5 separate regions of the Mus musculus genome follow, and regions 1, 2, 3 and 4 are each linked to region 5. The links are chromatin loops, found by intact Hi-C in ENCODE. Cell type or tissue: left cerebral cortex. All regions are shown on one strand. Region 1 holds the start of Trappc12 (trafficking protein particle complex 12). Region 2 overlaps Gm31508 (predicted gene, 31508). Region 3 has its middle 38 kb from the start of Gm31508. Region 4 overlaps Eipr1 (EARP complex and GARP complex interacting protein 1). Region 5 overlaps Trappc12 (trafficking protein particle complex 12).

The links. Hi-C counts contacts between places; a loop is a spot of excess contacts. Peaks named below come from ENCODE experiments on the same cell type or tissue, not always from the same donor. Only the 100,000 strongest peaks of a DNase experiment are listed, where the experiment ranks them.
Region 1: a loop joins it to region 5, with 2.2 times the contacts of the local background. A loop is called at or near these places in 6 of 42 quality-filtered maps.
Region 2: it touches region 5 in a loop (2.6-fold over the local background); 4 of 42 quality-filtered maps call a loop at or near these places.
Region 3: a loop joins it to region 5, with 5 times the contacts of the local background. A loop is called at or near these places in 2 of 42 quality-filtered maps.
Region 4: a loop joins it to region 5, with 2.1 times the contacts of the local background. A loop is called at or near these places in 13 of 42 quality-filtered maps.

Annotation. Positions count from the first base shown.
Region 1 is chr12:28,748,335-28,752,334 of GRCm38, reverse strand. Trappc12 (trafficking protein particle complex 12) reads left to right here and starts at 1,935. Exons shown (of 12, transcript NM_178811.5): 1 at 1,935-2,173. Eipr1 (EARP complex and GARP complex interacting protein 1) reads right to left here and starts at 516. Exons shown (of 9, transcript NM_201357.3): 1 at 331-516. The coding sequence starts at 372. In left cerebral cortex, no CTCF peak of the experiment used is centred here; DNase peaks (open chromatin) are centred at 557 and 1,848; H3K4me3 peaks cover 2,730 bases; H3K27ac peaks cover 2,254 bases.
Region 2 is chr12:28,972,795-28,976,794 of GRCm38, reverse strand. The region is part of intron 1 of Gm31508 (predicted gene, 31508); the gene reads right to left. Among named protein-coding and RNA genes, the nearest start is that of Gm31508, 65 kb to the right of the region's middle. In left cerebral cortex, a CTCF peak has its summit at 1,855 (motif pointing right); DNase peaks (open chromatin) are centred at 1,330 and 2,112; H3K27ac peaks cover 2,913 bases.
Region 3 is chr12:28,870,332-28,874,331 of GRCm38, reverse strand. No RefSeq gene overlaps it. Among named protein-coding and RNA genes, the nearest start is that of Gm31508, 38 kb to the left of the region's middle. In left cerebral cortex, no CTCF peak of the experiment used is centred here; a DNase peak (open chromatin) is centred at 1,868; H3K27ac peaks cover 2,958 bases.
Region 4 is chr12:28,830,007-28,834,006 of GRCm38, reverse strand. All of the region lies in intron 4 of Eipr1 (EARP complex and GARP complex interacting protein 1), which reads right to left. Among named protein-coding and RNA genes, the nearest start is that of Gm46345, 65 kb to the right of the region's middle. In left cerebral cortex, a CTCF peak has its summit at 2,457 (motif pointing right); a DNase peak (open chromatin) is centred at 2,473; H3K27ac peaks cover 246 bases.
Region 5 is chr12:28,697,495-28,701,494 of GRCm38, reverse strand. All of the region lies in intron 8 of Trappc12 (trafficking protein particle complex 12), which reads left to right. Among named protein-coding and RNA genes, the nearest start is that of Mir6937, 20 kb to the right of the region's middle. In left cerebral cortex, a CTCF peak has its summit at 1,649 (motif pointing left); DNase peaks (open chromatin) are centred at 1,129, 1,322, 1,635, 3,109 and 1 more place; H3K27ac peaks cover 3,741 bases.

The DNA.
Region 1 (4,000 bases), 51 kb before region 5:
CATAACAGACCAGCCAGCCAGCAACTCCCCTCCCCACGAAGTCCCTCTTTAATGCTCTTGTACTGAGCAGTATCCAACACACAACTCAATGGTCAATAATTGCTACTCAAGACCCCAGAAGTGCGAGTGTAATCAAGTCACCTGCGAGGCCGAGTGCTCACCCTCTGCTGTCTATGCCAGCCCTGGCCCTCACTTGGCCACACTCCCTGCGCGTACCCTCTCCCCAAATCCGGGCCTTGAAGCCCAGAATCCTTGGAACCAGACTGAGTGTGGGCGCTCTCTGGTGAGGGCCAGGCACAGGCGGCACCTCACCGACTCCGCCATGCTCACCTGGAATTCCAGCCCGTAAATCACCGGGGCGTCGTCTTCCATGATACTCTGCCTACCCAGCTACTCACGCCTCAGAGCTCGAGTCCCCCCTCACCAGGGATCGCTCAGAACCCATTCATTCCCCGCCTGAAAAATGGACTACGAGACCCAGACCGGCTCCCTGACGGCTCACTTCCTGTTTTCTTCGTCGCGTCATCAATACGCTCCTCCCCGGTGGCCAATGGCAGCTGGGCCTTTATTCTGCGCATGCTCATTTGGCCTTTCATGAGACCCAGCAGCTACAGGAGATCCTGGGTTGGAAGGCCGGGCCCGGAGCAAAAGCAGCGGGAATGGACGTCCATCAGGGCGGCGCTCTTATCCTGCGCTGCTCCCTCAAGTTCCAAAGATCTGAGCCCTAAAGAGAACAGTTAACTTGGCATTATGGTTGGCAGAGCTTTACTCCTAAACCGTGGTCCTGAGCACCAGAGCACTGCCCAACCCACTGCCAGGACCTTCGATCCAGCCTCAGAAGCAGGCTCTTAGATGTCCATTTAAAGATAAGATGCTGCAAGCTTGAGTCAAGACTGTGGTGATGGTGTAAGTGGGCAGTGACATACAGCGAGCGGTGTGCACTTCACGTAACCACCCAGTCCTGCACAGAGACACAACTAAGCCCACGATCTAAACTGTCCAGAGCTCTCAGAGACAGAAGGCTCTAGGACCTGGCATGGAAAATACTGCAAGAATGCACCATAGGAAATGAACTGTCTTGGTTCTATGAAGTTCTGGATCTCCACACGCGTTTCTTCTGTGTTTTGACTTTGCCATTATCTCTTGACTGACCTTCATGACAGCAGTTTCTGTGATGCTACCATTAGCCCCCTTAGTAGTCATCCATTGCCCACCTTTGTCTTACCTTGACTTTCTGATAAAACCTCTGGCAACTAGCTTCCACCGATCCCAAAGCTATGAAAGTCATGAGATAGCACCTGAGACCTACCCACCTACCCACTGCTTCCGAAGTGTGCTTAAGAAGTAGGTATTTTTGGTTGTTACTGTAAAACTTCATCAAATTGTTATCATGTAGGGCAGAATCTACGGTGACCTGAATCTATGTTCCCAAGCTATAGTCACTCACAGAATAAATTCTTCTTCCCTTTGAGATGAGAGCTGTGTTTTTACGTTGTCATAGAAATGTGACACAGAAAATCAAGAAAGCAAGGTTCTTGACTTGAGGACGATTCTCAACCAACCATGAGTTCAGCAAGCAAGGCTGACTCTTGACTCCTTAATTCCTCCCCGCAACTTTACGGATGTTAGCACACACTGCCACAGACACAAGGGGGGAAACGTGGAGAATCAACTAGCACAAAGATAAAATCCTAGGAAAAAACATCCTTGGTTGGTGACAGGCCCAAGGACAGACGATTTTCTTCAATCTCCAGGACCATCCTTGTCCCCTACCCAGTTTGGCCTTAGGCCCCGCCCACAGCTCTTGAGCCGGATATGCGCCCGGCTTCCAGTGGAGAGCTTAGCGGCTCCCAAACTGAGCATGTGCGGAAGTCGGGTCTCCGCGGCCAGCACACGCAGACGCACAAACGCGCGGGACCTTGGATCTTGAGTTTACTTCCGGTCTTCCGTCATCTCTTCGGACCCTTTTCGCCTGTGGGTGACCCGACCTCAGGGGCGGGTGGCAGGTGAGGAGCGGGTCGCAGTGAGGAGGGTCGCCGGTACCCTTGACCTTCCCACAGAGGGCGGCGTCCTCGCGTAATCAACCGCTCTCGGCCACGCAGAGTAGCCCCACGAGGGGCTGGCTCCTTCGGGCTTTAGCCAATTCTGTGTGCTCCCTGTGGTTTTGGACAAGGTACACACCCTCCTGACCTCGGTTTTATGTGTATAAAGTGCGGGTTCGTTAGCATGCTTAGAAGGTGCCCGTGTTACATCACCAGTGTTCGAGCTATGTTTTTGGTTTGCCCCAACTTTTGCTCCTGTCGACCTCGGTGTGTCATAGCCCCACAATAAATGAAGCACTGCAGTAAGCCAGAGTCGGGGTTAAGAGATAGAGGATGGGGTGCCATAGACATAACCTGACCACTGACGAATGAGTAGTGTTGTGTGGGAAAAGTGATTCCTTCCTGTAAGCATTCGGGAGATTGTGATGTGGAATATTTTAAGTTTGAGGTCAGTCTGGGCTAAATAGGGAGACACCCCAACCCCCTCAAAAGAAAGAAAGAATGAATAGAGTCTAAAAACTAAAACAAGGGTTGACAGGATGGCTCAGTGTCTGTCACCATTCCTGATAATCTGAGCTGCATCCACAGGACCCACACGATGGAAGAAGAGTTGTTCTTCCACATGATTGTCTTCTGACCATAAATAGACAAATGAATAAATACAGTAAGACGAGGTGTTGGTGCTGAGCCTGTATCATTTGAGAAGTAGAGGCAGGATGTTCAGGAGTTCAAAGTCGTCTTAGGCTATATAACAAATTTAAGGCCAGCTTAGGTTACCTACGACCTTGATTTATAAAAACAAACTCTCACACATATTAAAAAGCTAAATAAATGTTAAAAAAAAAAAAGTATCAGCCAGCCAGTGTGTGGTGAAATCGGAGTGTGTGTATGCTGTTGCAGGAAGGAACTGCAGGTCTGTGATTGCTCTTGGCAGTGGTGGTCCTTTTCTCTGAGCGCTCAGGAGGCACAGGCAGACTGATCTCTGAGTTCGAGGGTAGCCTGATCTACAGAGTGAGTTCCAGGACAGCCAGGGCTACTTGGAGAAACTCTCTCTTTAAAAACAAATAAGTGGTCGGGCAGTGTTGGTGCATGCCTTTAATCCCAGCAATTGGGAGTCAAAGGCAAGCAGTTTTCTGAGTTCAAGGCCAGCCTGATCTACAGAGAGAGTTCCAGGACAGGCTATACAGAGAAACCCTGTCGGGGGGCGGGGGGGAAGAGAGAGAGAGAGAGAGATCAAAGTGGTCCTTGATACATAGCAACAGTTAAGTTTACTGTGGCTTTGGGTACATAAGACCCAGTCTCAAAAGAAAAATTTGATGGCCATGATCTAGCACATTGATTTCTGGGCATTGAAATAGGAATTTGCTGTACCAAAGAATTGAAATTAGAGTCTCAAAGACGCACACACACAGACACACATCCTGTTCACAGAAGCACTGTGCACGATTGCTCGAGGCTAGAAGGAACCCAAGCATCCATTTGACAAGTAAATGGATGCGCTAACTGGCGCACGCCTGCAGTGCTGTGTTGTTACTCACCTGTCCAAGGGAAGGAAAGCCCATTGGTGCTGCGGCATGGGTGTCCTGCCGTGAGGAATGGACTGTGGTGGCTGTGCGTTCCAGTTCAGAGGACTTGGCGCTCAGGAAGCAAAGAGGGCAAATAGCACAGAGCAGGCTGGGGCAGCCGGTAGACAGCAACACCTCATGCAGTCAGGGCTTACAATAGCCAACAGAGAAGACTACCGTAGCCTGACAGAAAGAGGGGCCAAAAGGCATCATCAGGTCAGTGCTCCCAGCATGCCTCAGAGTCTGCTGGGGAAGCGGCTTCATACTGGATTCCTGAGTGGAGGGTCTGGGCAGAGCAGAGCAGTGTCCACGGATGAGCTTCACACTGGTGCCAATGGTTACCTTCTAGCTGTTCACAAGCGCTTCTTTTCACGCTCAAGATGTGTTGCTATT
Region 2 (4,000 bases), 280 kb before region 5:
CTTCTGGGCATGGGTGCTCTTGCCGAGAGAGCAGATCCTAGAGCCCAGGACAGGACATCCGTACACATGACTGTCTTTGTTACCTACACACAGCAGGATGGCATGGACTATTGGCTACTCCGATACTGCAAAGGCCTTCATTTCTTTTTCCTTTCTTGAAAGGGGCTTTCATGGATCTTAAACTGGCCTCCAACTTACTATGCAGCTGGAGAATGGCCTTGAACATATGATTCTCTCTGCTCCTCTTCCAGGCTCGCGCCACCATGTCTTGTTTACACGGGGCTAGAGAGCAAACCCAAGATTTTATACTTACCTGGCAAGCACCAGTCCCTACTACAGGGACCCATTTCAGCACCTGAATTTCTCAGTTAATGGCTGAGCGCTGGTGACATCTTAACTGAAACCGAGGCTATAGCATGACCAGGGTGGCACATGTCAGCAAAAGGCCTCAAAGAGATGCGCTCCAAGTGTAGCCTGAAGCTGTGTGGGGTGTGGAGGGAGGATTAATGGAGTGCAGAAGAGAGAGGAAAGAGAAGGCAAGCAGAAAAGATGCTGATAGGTAAAGGAAGGAGAGGGGTCAAGACAGAAACCATTGTTTGAAAAGAGAGGAGGCAAAGAAACAAAGGACAGATGCCTAGTAGCAGGTGGGTAGAAACAGGAGGAACTGCCTGAGGAAGGGCTGGCCTGGGTCTGGGTCCGTTCCACTTCCTACACAGGAAGAGGCATCATTGCCCTGTTCTCTGAGTCGGACCTCCCTGCAGAGTAAGCCCTTACTTACTCAGAGAGGGAGGCAGACACACCTCCCTCACCATAAAACCAAGGAGAGAACAGGAACCAGGACAGACAGGCAGCAAGGACAGTCAGACACAGAAGTTCTTGGCTGGCTAGAGCCCTCTCATAGACAGTCATGCTGCAGCAGGGCCTCTGCCCTTGACCCAGGACTCTAAACTCAATGGTGCACATAGGCACCAAGGGGCCCACCCCAAAGGTGTCTAGTACTGTATCTCTGAAACCTCAGTCTGTTGTACGTGTGTGTGTGTGTGTGTGTATGCGCGCGCATGCGCGTGCATGTATGAACATCAATATAATTACTGCTTCTACCCTGAAGAATTTGATTCTGTTTCTCCATCTTAGAAACACTCTAGTCACGCTCCGTAGCCAAGCTCTAGTGCATGGTGAATGAGACATTGCCTGCCCCTGGTGCTGTGTATTGTACAGCACAGCCTGCCACACTGTATGGTAGAGGACACAGTGACTGTGCATGGTGCTGTGTATTGTACAGCAAGCATGCCTGTGCACAGTGCTGTGTTGGACAGCAAAGCCAGTCACACTATACATTGTGCGCAAAAGCTTTTTGGCTTGCTGAAGCATTCCTGATGTGTTTAACCGCAGTTCCACCCCAACTCACCTCCTCCCTCAGCCCGTCTGGTTTCACCTCACCAGTGCATTCACACATCTCCATACACTCTCTATCCCACTTGTACCATGACCTACAAGTCACACCACCCACCTCCAACCCAGCCCCCTCCACCACCTCTCTACCCTCCCCACCTCCACCTACCCTTTACCTTCTGCACCCTTCACTGCACCCTCCCCCACCCACCCACCTGCACCTTAATTCTGCCTGAGCCTGAGCACAGCTCTCATCTCCAGTAAAGAGCTGCTCCCAGCCTCTGGCAGACCATTGTACTTCCTGTTCTCAGTGGCACAGCCCTTATGCCACCGCATTCCAGTCTATGTTATCCTTTGTCCACCCACCCCACCTCCTGTCTCCTCTCCTGTCCACAGAGAGCTCAGGACAGAGACTCTACAAACACCATCAGAGAAGGGCACAGTGGCTTGCCTGCAGGGGGAGCCACAGAGCCACCAGCTCAGACAGGACCCACCAAGGTCCAGCCAGGACACCCCACCAAGAACTGGAGTAGTTTTCTTTTTTCTTCTCATCTTCCAGGTCATCTCCCTGCCCTGCACCAGCAATGCTTTTTGAGAAGAAAGAAATACCGAGTTAACATTCCTTAACAGCAGATGTGCCATCATGTAGAAAATAAAGCTCTCCCTCGGCGCTCTGCGTTGGTGTGCCTCAAACAGTTCATTCTGGAACCTGTCGGTTTCACATGCTCTCTGTTGCCATGGTAATGCTTCAGTTCGAGCTGGGAAACACTGGCACACATTACAAAGGATGGCCCTGAGCCTTGCTCAAAAGTCCTCAAACTGAAATGGAGCCTTTACATGGAAGGCTGAGGCCTCTAATTCAAATGTTGGCTGACAGTGGCAAGCTCAAGGCAAACAGGTGCACACAGAGCTGAAAAGCTGTGGCTTCAGGACTTTTATTTGTCAAAGAACCATTGACCCCATTGCTGGAAATGTTTTCAAGACAGGGTATCTTTCTGCAGCCCAGTCTGGGTTGGAACTCACTATGTAGCCCAGACTGGCTGCAGGCTCTGAACACACTCTCTCTGCCTTTGCCCTACTAGTGCTAGAATTATAGACATGAACCACCATACCCAAACTTAGAAAAGATTTTAACACCTGCTTTGCCCTCTCTGCTTTCAGGCAAGAGGCACTTTATCTCACTATAATGACTTAAGGACCCAGAATCCATAAACATATCTAAATGAAGTCCTTGTGAGCACAGCACAGTAATGCCAGCTCATGGGCATCAGGCTTGGGACCCTGCTTCTCATGAGCTCTCACTAGCATGCCAAGTGTGTGTTCTCTCCCATGTGGAATGATCTCCAGGAATCTCCAAGGACAGCCAAGGAAAGGATAGATGGATGGATAGATAGATAGATAGATAGATAGATAGATAGATAGATAGATGAGAGCTGAGTAGATAGAATGCCAATACACTATGAATCTTGTTAGGTATGGAAGCATAGTCACATTTAAACCTTTTAGTTTTAAAGACACAGACAAAAGCATCTACAGGTGAAACAGGTGTCCGTTATTGACAGTGGTAAGCAGATAGGAGAATCTGATAACATATTGATAATTGTAGGTAAGGATAATGATTAGATTGGTTAATTGTGGTGTCTGTGCCTCTTCAAGTACATTTAAATTTTAAATTTTTTCATAACAAAATTTAAAAGAAAGATAGGAGACACATTAACAAAACCAAATTAAGACTTAGGGACTGTGGAGGAAGAGGGAGTAGAAAGACCTTAAAAACCAGAGATCAAAAAGGACTCTGGTGAAACAGTATTTTTTGGACATAAAAATACCACAGGACTCATGAACTCACAGCACATGTGGCTGTCCGCACAAGACCTGTACAAGAACAAGCCAGTCTGCAAGCTCACAACCTCCCACCTGTAGCTATGGAGCTATTGGCAGTTAATGGCTCCTTGGGAAGGCAGACTCAGTTTTCCTTAAGGGTGTATCTTCTGGTAGGTCCACAACTCTCCAGTGGGTGACCTCAAACCTATGTGAATATAGGGAGCACACACTGGATTCAGTGGGTCAGAGGAGGAGAAAAGGAGGAAAGGAGAGGAAGAGAAGGAAGAGGAGGAGAGGGAGGAGGAGAAACCCATATAAACAAGACTGGATCAGTAGCAGTATTAATGGACATATCAGTGTAAAAGGAAGAAAATTTCACAGGGTTCCACCCCTAGGCAAAGAACTGTAGGCAATTGGGCAATTCTTGACAGCTGGGATGAAAATTAGCCTTTCCAGCAATGAGTGCTTTTATTGGTTGTTCAATACAGAGTGATCAGCCTTGAAACCATATACATACAAGCATCAATGTGCGTGTGTGTGTGTACACAGATGTATATATGCACACACACACACACACACACACACACACACACACACACACACAATATAACCAGAGAGAAAGAGGCGATCATCTTGAGAGTGGGAGGGCATGGGAGGGATTTGAGGAGGATATCTAGAAGAGACTTGAGGGAGGAAAAGAAAAGGGGAAGCTGTATAATTCTATTTCAACTAAACACATTTTTTAAAAATATAAATTTCCCCATGCTTTTCTTGAATCTAATCC
Region 3 (4,000 bases), 170 kb before region 5:
CTCACCCTAATATCTATACCCCAGTACCTACCCTAATATACCTCAGTACCCACCCCAGAACCTACTTTATTATCTATGTTAGTAACTGCCTGAATACTTACACTAGTACTCACCCTAATATCTATACCCCAGTACCTACTCTGCTCCAGCTTTTTACAAAAATACAGCAAAAAAGGAAGTTCCCTGTTAAGAGTGCCAGGTTTGCCTCCAGGATGCACTGCCCACATGCTGCTGCCCCTACAAAATGCAAGCAGTATATCCCAACACCTATCTCAGTACCTACTTTATTATCCATACGCAGTACCTGCCTAAATATCTACCCCAGAATCTACCCTAATGTACCCCAGTGCATCCCCCCAACAGCTACCCTAATACCTATACTCCCGTATCTACTCTAGTATACCTGATGCATATGCTGCAGTATCCACCCCACTCAGAACCTGCTCCTATGCCCCTTGAGTCCCCGAAAGGCCAGCAGCCAAGACATGGAAAAGCACTGAGCCTTAGGGTCGAGCAGGCTGGCTGCTGCTGCTGTGCCTTAGCTGACCTCAAACCCCTGGAGCTTCACCAGTAAAGGCTAGAAGACTGCTGCCGAGAACACCCTGAGACCAACAGGAATCAGGAAATGACCATTCAGGTGAACGCAGTGGGGACTCCACAGTCAGACGGGCTGAAGGCAACAGTATAACCTGGGTACCTCAAGGCCATGCAGCTGTCCTGACCAGCACTGGGACAGTGCTGAGTGACTGGCATTGTGTGCTTGCTGGTACCTCAGGAGTGCAGAGCACCAAGGGTGAGCTCATGTGCCACAGCATCACTTACCATGACAGCTGGGCATGGATCACTAGGTGCAACTGTCACACAGCAAGAAGAGATGAGAGAGGTGAGCTGCAGGTGGGGTGATTTGCCCAAGTGCTCGTAGCTCCAGCTCTCTGTGTAATTGGTCTGGAAGGCTTTTAACAATTATTGATAGCTGCAGACCTCAAGAGTAGCTCAGTTATTTTCTGCATCGAAGCAGCGACCAAGCCAGCCCAGCAAGTACAGCCCCTTAAATTCTGAGACCATGGTGGGGGTTGGTGGGTGTCCTGACAAATGCGTGCTCGGTCACACACAGCTATTTTGCACAGCACTACACAGGACCAGAGGGTGGTCTGCACTGACCTTGGGGAACCCTGACCAATGTGGGCCTCCGTGGCATTTGTGTCGAAGGGCAATGCCCCCACAAAAGCCATTCCTCAGCAGGCGATGAGGCACTGCACCAAGGAACTGCCAGGCATGAGCGGGAGGAACTAAGAATTATGACCACACCTGGTTTTAAATCACAGCTTGGCGACAGGCACTCCAACAGTGATCCATGAGCTGCGGCACAGGTCTGCATGGCATGGCCTGTGGTTAATCTGTGTGAGCTGGTGACCTGGATAGAGGCAGGGTGCTGCCTCCTCTGCTGAGCTGCTGCTGGAGCTGTAGGACTGGCTCTGCTCAGGAGAGAACTAAGACACGGATGTCCTTCCATGGTAACCTCATGATGCTTTCTTTGCAACAAAAGCCAACAATCAGAATCAGATGCTTAAGGTCTAGGAGATCAGTGCAGGCCTATCCTGACAGCCCTGCCTATGGGGGCACTGAGGCTGGCCATGTAGTTGGCTCTGATGGGCAGGCAGCGTGGTGCTATATGGTCAAGGAGCTCACTCAGACTGTTTCACCATGCCTGGCACGCCCACAGTTGTCACCCAAGAGCCAAAGTGCATCCTGGCCACGTGTGTGCCTGTCACAGGCTGTTGTCTCCTTCGGCGGAGGCAAACACCCAAGTGAACAGAACGGGGACTGTGATTTCATTTCACAAGCAAGGAGACGCCTCCTACGCATCTCTGAGCTTATCTGAGCGGCAGGCTCCAGACCAGCAAATTGCCGCCCACCTACACACTCTGCACTTCCTCGGGGACTGAGTGAGAAGGCTCTTTGAGAAACAGATTCGGGATCTGCTCTTCCTCCAGGATGATGTTCATTCCTCTTGGGGAAGCTCATCAACTTCTATATACTGAGGAAGGGCTGGGGGCCTCTGGCATCAACTATTCAAACATCCCTAGGAGAGGGAGCCCACCTGTGCATCTTATAAGCCTCTCAAACTTCCCTGAAGGGGATGGCTTGCCCCTTCCCCACCAGTGCCACCAGCAAGCACACCACAGATAATGATTCACTATTCCTCCACTCTCCTACCCAGCTCTGTACCTCTGCCTGTGCACCCTATAAGCCGGGCACCACGCTGCTAGCAATATCCCTTAGTCCAGGCGACATCTGAATGTGCTTTAAGATAACTTTTAGCAACCTGACCCAGAGCAGAACACCCAAGCTTCCCAGTTGCTCCTGTGGCCCATCTTAAGTCCACACTGGTACAGGGCCCTGCCTGGGTGTGTATCTCAGCTCCCAGGTGCCTCCCACCCTGTTGCCTGTGTGTATGAAGGATGATGCAGTATTGGCCAAATGAGTCTGGCTGACCTTTCAAATCACGCTCCTCTCCTCCACCCTAAACTTCTTTTATCCATTATTTACTCACTTTACATCCTGACCACAGCTTCCACTCTGTCCTCTCCTCCCAGTCCCACTCTCATACTCCTCCCCCACCTCCAATCCCCCTCCTCAGGGCTCTGTTGACACAAACCTGCTGTTTGCCTCCCAGCCTCAGTAGCCTCAGCAACAGTCCATCAGGTACCACTGAGGCCTGCCTCACTAAAGGCATCCACATTGTTCTTACTTAGTCTAGCAGAGCCCAGTGTCCCTCAGTCTGGTAGGCTCAGGCCTCTGAGGGCATCTGTGAGCAAGGTGTACACAGCAGCTTCAGCATAGGCCCTCATGCCAGCTTCCATCTGAAACCCTTAAGTGCAATGCCATCATGGTTGACAGATGAACCTCTTACGTAGATAAAGACACCCAAACCTAAGGGTTATGGAACCCATATTGCTGCCCTGAGAAGCGGCATGCCCACCCCTCTCCCAGCAGAGACCCGATGAGCCAGCCTAAAATCCCACACACCAGGTCTTGTTCAGATTCATTCATGCTGGCCCTACTTTCCTCTCTTACGCCCTGGCCCAGAAGACTCCCTCCATTGACTGACTCTTCTTGGTTCTTCCTGACCACTCCCTTTTCTGTGATGGATGGCTACTGCCCTGACCTGCAGAAGCTCTGGTCCCAGAGATGACAGATACGGTACATGGCTTGTCTTCCTCTCCCTTTCCCAGCATGGGACATCAGAAGCTCTGGGCAGGGCTGTGTGGGGGAAAGGCTTTCCCGACAAGGAGACACTGGTCTTGGGGACAGAATTCAGAGGCACTCTTGTAGATCTGTCTGTGATAGTGAGGAGACCAGGGAAGCTGGTGTGGTGTGTGTGTTTGTGTCTGTGTTGGGAAGGCTTTGGCGGGGGGGCTCAGATGTGGATGAAGGGGTCTGTATGCCCTGGAGAGGCCTCAGGGTCCCTTGGTACCTACTGAGTATCAGACCCTCACCCAACAGTATCCTCTCTGCTCCAGATGGGAACCACAGAGTTGGAGATCCTCAAAATGTCAATCATTGAAGAAGACATTTTATACTTTATGAAACTAGATGAAGAAAGATGGCCAAGGTCAGGCCTTCATGGACCTAGCAGCTGACCAAACAGATACCCAACTGCCACACTTCACCCCTGCCCTGCTCTTGTTTGTTCCTTGATTTTCCCAGCCTTCATCCAGCCTGTAGTGGGATTCAGAGTATAAAGCAGTTTTCTCTTTCAGTTGCTTTCTGTACACGGGGTTAGGGCAGGACTAGGGGAGGTCTGGTATGACGGGACCCTGGTGCCATGAGCCGCAGAAGGTCCTAGACCACTCAATAGAAGGCAGGGCTCTGCCGTAGTGGGTAGAGAGAAGGGTTTCCAACTTCCCCATATAACTGTGGCAGCAGCCACACGGGCCATGGGAAGTGTCAGATTAAGGATGGCGACCCTTCTTCTCTGACCTATCAAAGGATATGG
Region 4 (4,000 bases), 130 kb before region 5:
GGTGGGACAGGGTTGAAGGATGGACAGGGCATACAGAGCTCTATGCTAGAGCCTGTTCCTGTCTTAGAGCTGAACAAGCAGAGCTGGCTCAGGTCATCTTAATTATCGTGGGGAATTCAAAATCCACAGCGGCCTAACGTGGCTCAGACTTAGAGCAGCCTCCTCTACACTCTCCGCATAGGAGTCCAGCCAAGAGTCAGGAAGAGCACTCCGAGCCCAAGTGATGCTCCCCTAACTTCCAAGAACACATTACATAACTCCAAAGACTCTTGTTCCTAGGTCTCACCAAACTCAAAGGTAGCCTTTAAATTACAGCAAACTTTGAAATAAAGAACAAGCTAATATAGGAGGATCAGAAGCCCTTCTGATCATCCAGGCAAGTCCTTCTTTGTCTTCTCATCTCTCACCTCCTTAGGAGTGGCAGCCATAGAGAAACATCCTAACACATAGGATCACCATACCTTTAGATTTAAAATTGTTATTGGACCTCAAGCTTCAATAACAGACCTTCAATACCACTGATGGCCTCATCAAAAGCAACCAGGCCCTGGGAGCTCAACTTCCTGTGTATACAGGAAAACACAGTGACAGGAGCCATCAGTGAGCGGGGCAGAGGGACTTACTTCATCAGACCCCAGGTCTGCAGGGAACACATGCTTGGATTTTTTGACATTGAGTCTGATGGGAATGAAATTCTGCCATTAAAAGCTGCCCAGTCTGCAGCACTTGGTGGTAGCAGCCAGAATTGACTAGCTTCCTTCCTTTCCACAGGACACAACTGTGCACTCTCTGTTTCTTTCCGTGTTCTGATTGACACTTGGTTCAGAAAAGGACCAACAAAAACACACTCTTGAAACATTTTTTTACAGAAAACATGAACTAAATTTTGAGGAGAATATAAATTTCTCTTTGCTATAAATAATGACCTATACTTTCTACACTGTATTTTCAGATTTCTGTATTTGATTCTTTCCAGGAAATTCTGTCTGTGATTGCATATTAATACTTAACTTTTCTAATACTCATATGGGCAAAGGATAATGACACAGAGCCCCTTTTACAGTGTTTCTGAGAAAATACCAAAGGACATTTATAGTATTCTTTGACATCATAGAACTGTCCGTTTCCTCAGCAAACTAAGCAGCAATCTAAGAGACAAGTTTGGTACTGAGCAATAGTCAGGAATCAGCTTCTGAGTATCTGCTTAGGGACTACAGCAACACCGAGATGACTCTTCTACAGTCGTGGCTGATCTAACGATGACCTGCGGTGATCACCGGCAGATCTCTGCTGTCTTGGGGCAGTCAGAGCACAAACTTCTGAAACCCTCCCTTAAGCAGCTTTACAGGATTTTGGACAACCATCAACTTTCTCCTTTCACCGTTTGGCAGCATCCTCTGTTTCCTAATATAAACCAAACTCAGAAAGGAAAGAGACACCGGGCCAGGTCTTCTACTCCTGACAAATACTCAGGGTCCCCTCCCTCTCCTCTCTCAACACCATTCCTGCCCTTTACTTCCTAATCACCATCTTGCTGTACACACCAGCCCTCCCGGGTGTCCCGCATGCTCAGCCTGGCTGGCATTTCAGTGTGATATTTACTCTAGCCCTAGGGGAGGGGTCTTCTTCTCTAGCAGCTGGCTTGGGCAGCAGGGGTCAGTTGGCTGTGCAGCGCCACAGTTATTCAGAATGCTACCAGTGAAATAAATACCTGCATGGCGCTGCATGCTTAAGAAACTATGACACCTACACAAGCCAGACCCTGGACAGCTAGGGGTGGTATGTGAACATATCACAATGGGCTTCAATTTACATACATCTTCAAAGCTTCTGACTAATAAGGCAACTTCTATGAAAGATATCTGTATCACCCAAGAGAGTAGTTTGCAGAACTGTTCCATACACTACTGGTGGGAGCACACACAACACAATGTACTGAAGTTTTTATTGTTTTGGCTTTTCATCTGTTGGACAAAATGCTCACTAACAAGTAGCTGGAGAGCTCCTGATCACCAGAAGGAGACAGGGAATGGCAGAATCACCCTGTTGTGGCTAATTGGCCATTAGAACCATGGTGACGCGGCTACATTATATGACTCTTGGTAGGTAATCACCTCCTTCCCTTCTCACAAGTTGGGTTCCCGGAAACCTCCCCTTTATCAGGAACCCCAAACATGCTGGGATATACCAACTGGGCATGTATGAAGTTCTAGGAAGCATTCAAGCATGGTGGCCTAGAGTTAATACACATACTGCATTGTAAACCATCATGTAAGTATCAGTGTAGCCACGAACTCAAGGAGAACTGCACAAAACATAAATGGAAGATCTTTTTAAAGACCATCCTCAGGCTGGAGAGATGGCTCAGTGGTCAAGAGCACTCAAAGTCTATTCTCAGCATCCACATGGTGCTTCACGCCATCTGCAGCTCCAGTGTTAGTGGATCCTCTTCTACCCACCAGGTGGCACCAAGCACACATGTGGTACAAAGACATATGAAGGCAAAACACTGGAAGCCTTCTCTGATGAGGTGAAGTGTTCCCAACACCTGAGACAACAGCCAGATTCCAAGTGATGACAGCTACTTCTGCTCCTGTGGTAGTGAAGCCACAAACCCAACAGTCCTGTAAGGAGTCAGCAAGCCTGTGCACTCTGCTTCACGCCCCAGGCTGCAGAACACTGGCAGATCTTTCCACAGGATCACTGGAGAAACATCCCTGGCTCACTGACCAGGAAGCTCTACTGCAGTGGTGAGTCATTTCTTGCCACTGGGCTGAGCGCTGTCCGTGGTGCTAAAGACACAGCCTTGCCCCTGACCAGACTCAGCACTTACAGGGAGCATGCTTAGGAAGATTGGGGACAAGAGCCCAGGACTATTTGCATCTTTTCACACGCTGGGCTGCAAGCCTTTCCTATTAGAAGAAAGACTCGGGGGCTGGTGAGATGGCTCAGAGGTTAAGAGTGCCGACTGCTCTTCCAAAGGTCCTGAGTTCAAATCCCAGCAACCACATGGTGGCTAACAACCATCCATAACAAAAATCTGATGTCCTCTTCTGGAGTGTCTGAAGACAGCTACAGTGTATTTACATATAACAAATAAATAAATATTAAAAAAAAAAAAAAAAAAAGAAAGACTCATCCCTCTCTGCATCCAACTCCTCTTTGCTAGAGACCCAAACAAAAGCAGGCGTGTGACTGCTCAAGGACAGGCTGTTCTGCTGACATGGCTTCAAGGAGCGAGGTCCCTGACTTGTTCCCTTAGTGAGAGGATCAGACACACTTCTGACCTGTAGGGCACGAGCAGCAGCAGAGACAATACTGGGGTACTGGGACCTGAGCTCCCACACATAAGCACAGGTTGTTTATGAAACTTCTGGTGATGGTGAAGTCACTGGTGTTCTGCCATCATGCAGTTTCCATAGGAACCCAGCTGAAGGGTGCACAGGGCTCCCAGGTCATTCCTACAACTGCTAGTGGGACTGTAATTACTTTCAAGTAAAACACTTAAAACATGCAAATGTGAGAAAAGTGTGCAAGGATGGCACTGGGAAACCAAAGAGAGGGTGAGCTACTTTGAACGATAATACCAAGGTCAAACTCAAGAGCACTCAGGAGAGCCAACAACCACACGCACTGGGTCAGCCGCTGTAGCATGTTCACAGGCAGAACATAACCAGGCAAGCACTTTCATACCCAGCTTCCTACAGTGCCCCTCGGAGTGGTGTATGACTAGAGTACTTGTATGCTGGAAGTCAAGGAAGCTGCCCCCAGGTGCCTCATCCCCGGTAAGCTGGGAACCTTCTGGATAGGACTGACCCTCTCTAAGTGACAGCTCACCTGCCCCAGCTCCCTAGTGCTGCTGTGCCTCTAGAGACACATATACCCATGACAACCATGGCCACATACCAAGGTCTGCTTAATCTGCTAACACAATCACTGTGTGACATGAGCTCTGCAAGAGAGCTCTGTAATGCGCAGACTCTGTACTCAGGCAGCAGAG
Region 5 (4,000 bases):
ACAGTGTCAGCTAGAGGCTGCAAGGAAGTGCTGCGTGTTCCAATAGGCCTGACAAGGAAGTGAGCCGTGGGCCTCAGCAGTCTTCAGTGTGGCCTAGATTGCTCAGTAGAGTTCACTCACACTTGGGGGCCTAACTTGTCGTTGTAAAATTTCCACAGAAAACAGTTTATATTGCTGAATTTAATTGCACGGGCCTAGGTCTAAACAGTCTAATTAAAACTGCTCACTCCGCCCGAAAATGGGCGTTTTCCTCTGAACTCCATCCAGAAAATCTCACCTTTGTTCTGATTGTTTTACTGTGAGGGTCATTTTTTAATGATTGATGGATTTGACATCTGAAGGCAGTCTTTCCCACCAGACCCTCTTGTGAGGACCTCACCCCGAGCTGTGCACCTGAGGAGCCAGTGTGACTCGGGGAGCTCTGCCGGGCTGTCAGTCACTGAATTTCCAGTCCATTCTCCACGTGGGCCCTGCCAGCGGGTTTTCAGCTTCTCTCTCATTTCAAATACATCCCATGCCTGGCTTGCCTCCCGCCCTGGGCACGGGTGGCCTGCCACAGAGCTGGCGGCCTTGCTGCCAGCTGCAGGCAGGCACTGAAGCCGCCACGGAATCTGTCAGCAGCAGACGCCCAGAGCAGCGCTGTTAACACCTTCCGAGCTGTGGTGAGACGGCTCATCAGCTCATCCTCAGCCAAGGTCGTCCTGCTCTGACTGAGCGGCCGCCAGCGGGCAGGTTACCAAGGGGAAGAGCGTGCTCCTCGCTTTAGAGCGACTGGCAGCCCTCCACGTGGCCAGCTCCTTGGACCTGGCAGGAAAGTCTGTGACCACAGCCCAGCCATAGGACAGTGTGTTTCCTCTGCACCTCTGCAGACAGGTGACGTGTGACATTGGGTGTAGACAGGCTCTTGTAGTAGGTGACCTTGACACAGAAGAATGGGTTTCCTAAAACCTCTCCAGCTGTCCTCACAGCTCTTTCCGACTCTTGAACACATTACAGCTTTTAGAAGTTCTGTGTGAGATATTTGCACATGGTCTGTTGCCACAGGGCCACTTTGTTCCTGGTATCTTCCCACATCCACCTCCCTGGTGACATCATTGCAGAGCCTCCCCCACCTCCCCATGGGCTGCAGCCCTCAGCCAAGGAGGGGCCTGCTTCCTTCTGTCCCACCGCCCCCTGTGAGGCCTGCCTCTCCTCACTGCTGTGGCCTGTAGCAGCCTGAGAAGGCACCGGGAGCCTCCAGTCTCCTGAAGTCTCTGAGCCTTGGTTGCCTTCTTAGGCTTGCAGCACTGGTGGTGCCCAGCCACAGGCTGAAGATGCTCAGGGAGGAAGTCGCTGCTCAGCTGCAGTGCACTCAGCTTGCCTTTCTGAGAGACTCTGTTAGAAAATAGTGTAACAAAAAACGCTTTCCTTTGTTTTACTGCAGTAGTGACACCGCCAGCAATGTAGGCACAGGCACCAAACGTCTGCCTGTGACATCCTGTCACCCAAGGTTCTGAACGGGACGGATTATCATGTCTCAAAAATACTTTCTCCATGGATGTAATTTAAATTAAAAGTTTGATTTAATCTTGATTTTCATGAGTTAAAGAAATGCTGTAAGGAAAGTGGATGTGAGCACATGCAGTCTGCTGCCATCTAGTGGACACGACAAGTATTGCCACAGTAGCTGGGCTGCATAGCTGGGGCCTGTGTGCCAGCTAACAATGACCTAATTAATCAGCCTTTTAATGATAAGAAATTTGCTCATATGTTCTAGTTCTGAGAGTCCCACTATATATTTCCAGGAACACCCGCTTGCAAGACAAAGCCCTTCGTTCATAAATGTGATATCCTGAGGTTTCACAGTAGCCATAAGATACCTGGACAGTTTTCAGCTTCACGTCCTTATACCTCCCACACAGCATTGACTATTGTGGCTTCTCTTTTGTGGGGAAGAGCCTGCCACACACAGGGTGCCTCCTCTTTGCTTGGAAAACACTACATAAAGCCTTTGTTGGCAACAGAACAGCCATTAATACAATTTAGCAGTCTCTCAGCCAATGCAGTTTTTAGGTGCAAGTCAGGCAAGAATGCTTTTGCCCACATATGAGTGTTTGTATTTCTATTCAAGGGCAGGTCAGTGTAGTCAGAAGAGTAGAGCGGACACACTACAAGAAGCTGTTGTCAGCTGGCCTCCAGGTTCCCAGAATGAGTGATTTCATTGACTAACAGCCAACTAGGTGGCCGTCAGTGACAGCCCTGAACACTCCCTCTAACCGCCCCCAGGCTTGTTGACACATGCTGACACTGATGCCGATAGCACCTGCCTGACAACCCCTTCTCTGCTGCTGCTTTTTCGGATCAGTCCCAAACCTGTGGATCCACCCTGCCTCCTAGGAGAACTGTAAAATCCTATCAAAACTGAACCTGGTGGTACATACCTTTAACACCAACATGGGAGACAGAAACAGATGGATCTCTTGAGAGTTCAAGACCAACTGAGTCTCTATAGTTAGTTACAGGCTGTACAGAGCTATACCGTAAGACTCAGTCTCAAAAAAGTTATATATAATGGGTATATTTATAGCCTGTTTCTTTTCTGTTGGGCCATTCTCAGTAGCATGTACCCTTGACCCTAGGGCAAGTTTGAAAGGCAGCAATGCCAATCAAAAAAATCTAAGATCCTAGCAGGGCTTACTCCTGAGGCATACTGACCCTCCATGCCATGCACCCTGGCCCTCCATGAGCTGTCCATCAGAAGCATCATGAGCAGGGTGGAGCCTAGGTCACGATGGCCTGTGATCAGATGCAGTACTGTGACTCGGCACAGCCTGCCCTCTGCTCGGTGAAATAAAACGTAAGGGTACGTACCAGGTTGGAGGAGGAGACCAGGATGGACCTTAGGGGCCATGGGCTAGACCCTGGTCAGCCTGAGAGCAGGCCCTCAAGTCGCACAGGGTGGCGTGTCCGTGTCCCCTCAGCCATGACCCTGACTGCCCAAAGGCTGCCTTCTCCCCTGACACCTCATGGTGCATGCACACACACACACATCCACGTGCACCTGCTGGCACAATGAGAAATAAGGCCGGCTGGCCTTGGGCGGGGCCGCAGTGACAGGCAGCAAACGTGGTAGGAGAGGAAATCAAGGCATGTGTGGTCTGGCTCCTTGTGAGCATCAGGCCTTGAATAAAATTAGTTTTAACGAGCTGCACTTGAAGGTACCAGACTGGAGAGTCTTCTTTTTTTTTTACCCCTGCCAAACTGGAATTTTCCTTGTCGTCTGTCTCTATAACCTCCCAATTAGCAAGCTCAGTCGCTGTAGTCCCAGTTTAGAGGAAACTTAAAGTTTAGAGTAGAGAAGTGAAATACCTCCCAGAATCTTATGGTTAGGAGGAAATGAGCAGTGCCAGCCTTGGACTGGTCACCATGAGCTGTAACTGAGAGGAAACAAGTGCTTGGCACGGCTCTTGCCACAGTGTTTGCTCGGCTGCACGCTACAGAGGCTGGAGGAGGAGCTGACCTTTGAACCCTCTCACTGAACCCAACTCTCATACCTTTTTGTACTGTGGACCAAAAGTGGGAAGTGGATACTAGGTGGGTGGTAGAGAGACTTAGCCTCAAGGAGGGGCTGCAGGCAGGAGTGGTGTGAGGCTGCTGCTAGGAAGGTGCACAGAGCTGAAGCACTGAAGACAAAGCTCAATCTGCAGGATACAGACGCCAAGGCCACAGCGCCTTCAGTGCCTCTGGACACCTGCCTCTATAGAGCAGCAGTAACTACATGTCATTATAGGTCACAGTGACATCCATATGCCCTCACTGTCATAGTAAACTTGATTGGTGGGTCATTTCAATGCAGGTATTTTGCCTCAATATTGAGCACAGAAAAGTGAGACACTTTCAAAGTGTGGCTTATGTGTTTGAAGGATGAAATGGTGCAGAACTACGAGTCCTTACAACAGCTCTGCCAGAAAAGAGGGAGGGACCAAATACAGGGATCTCTGGCTTCTGCTTAGGAAGTGGG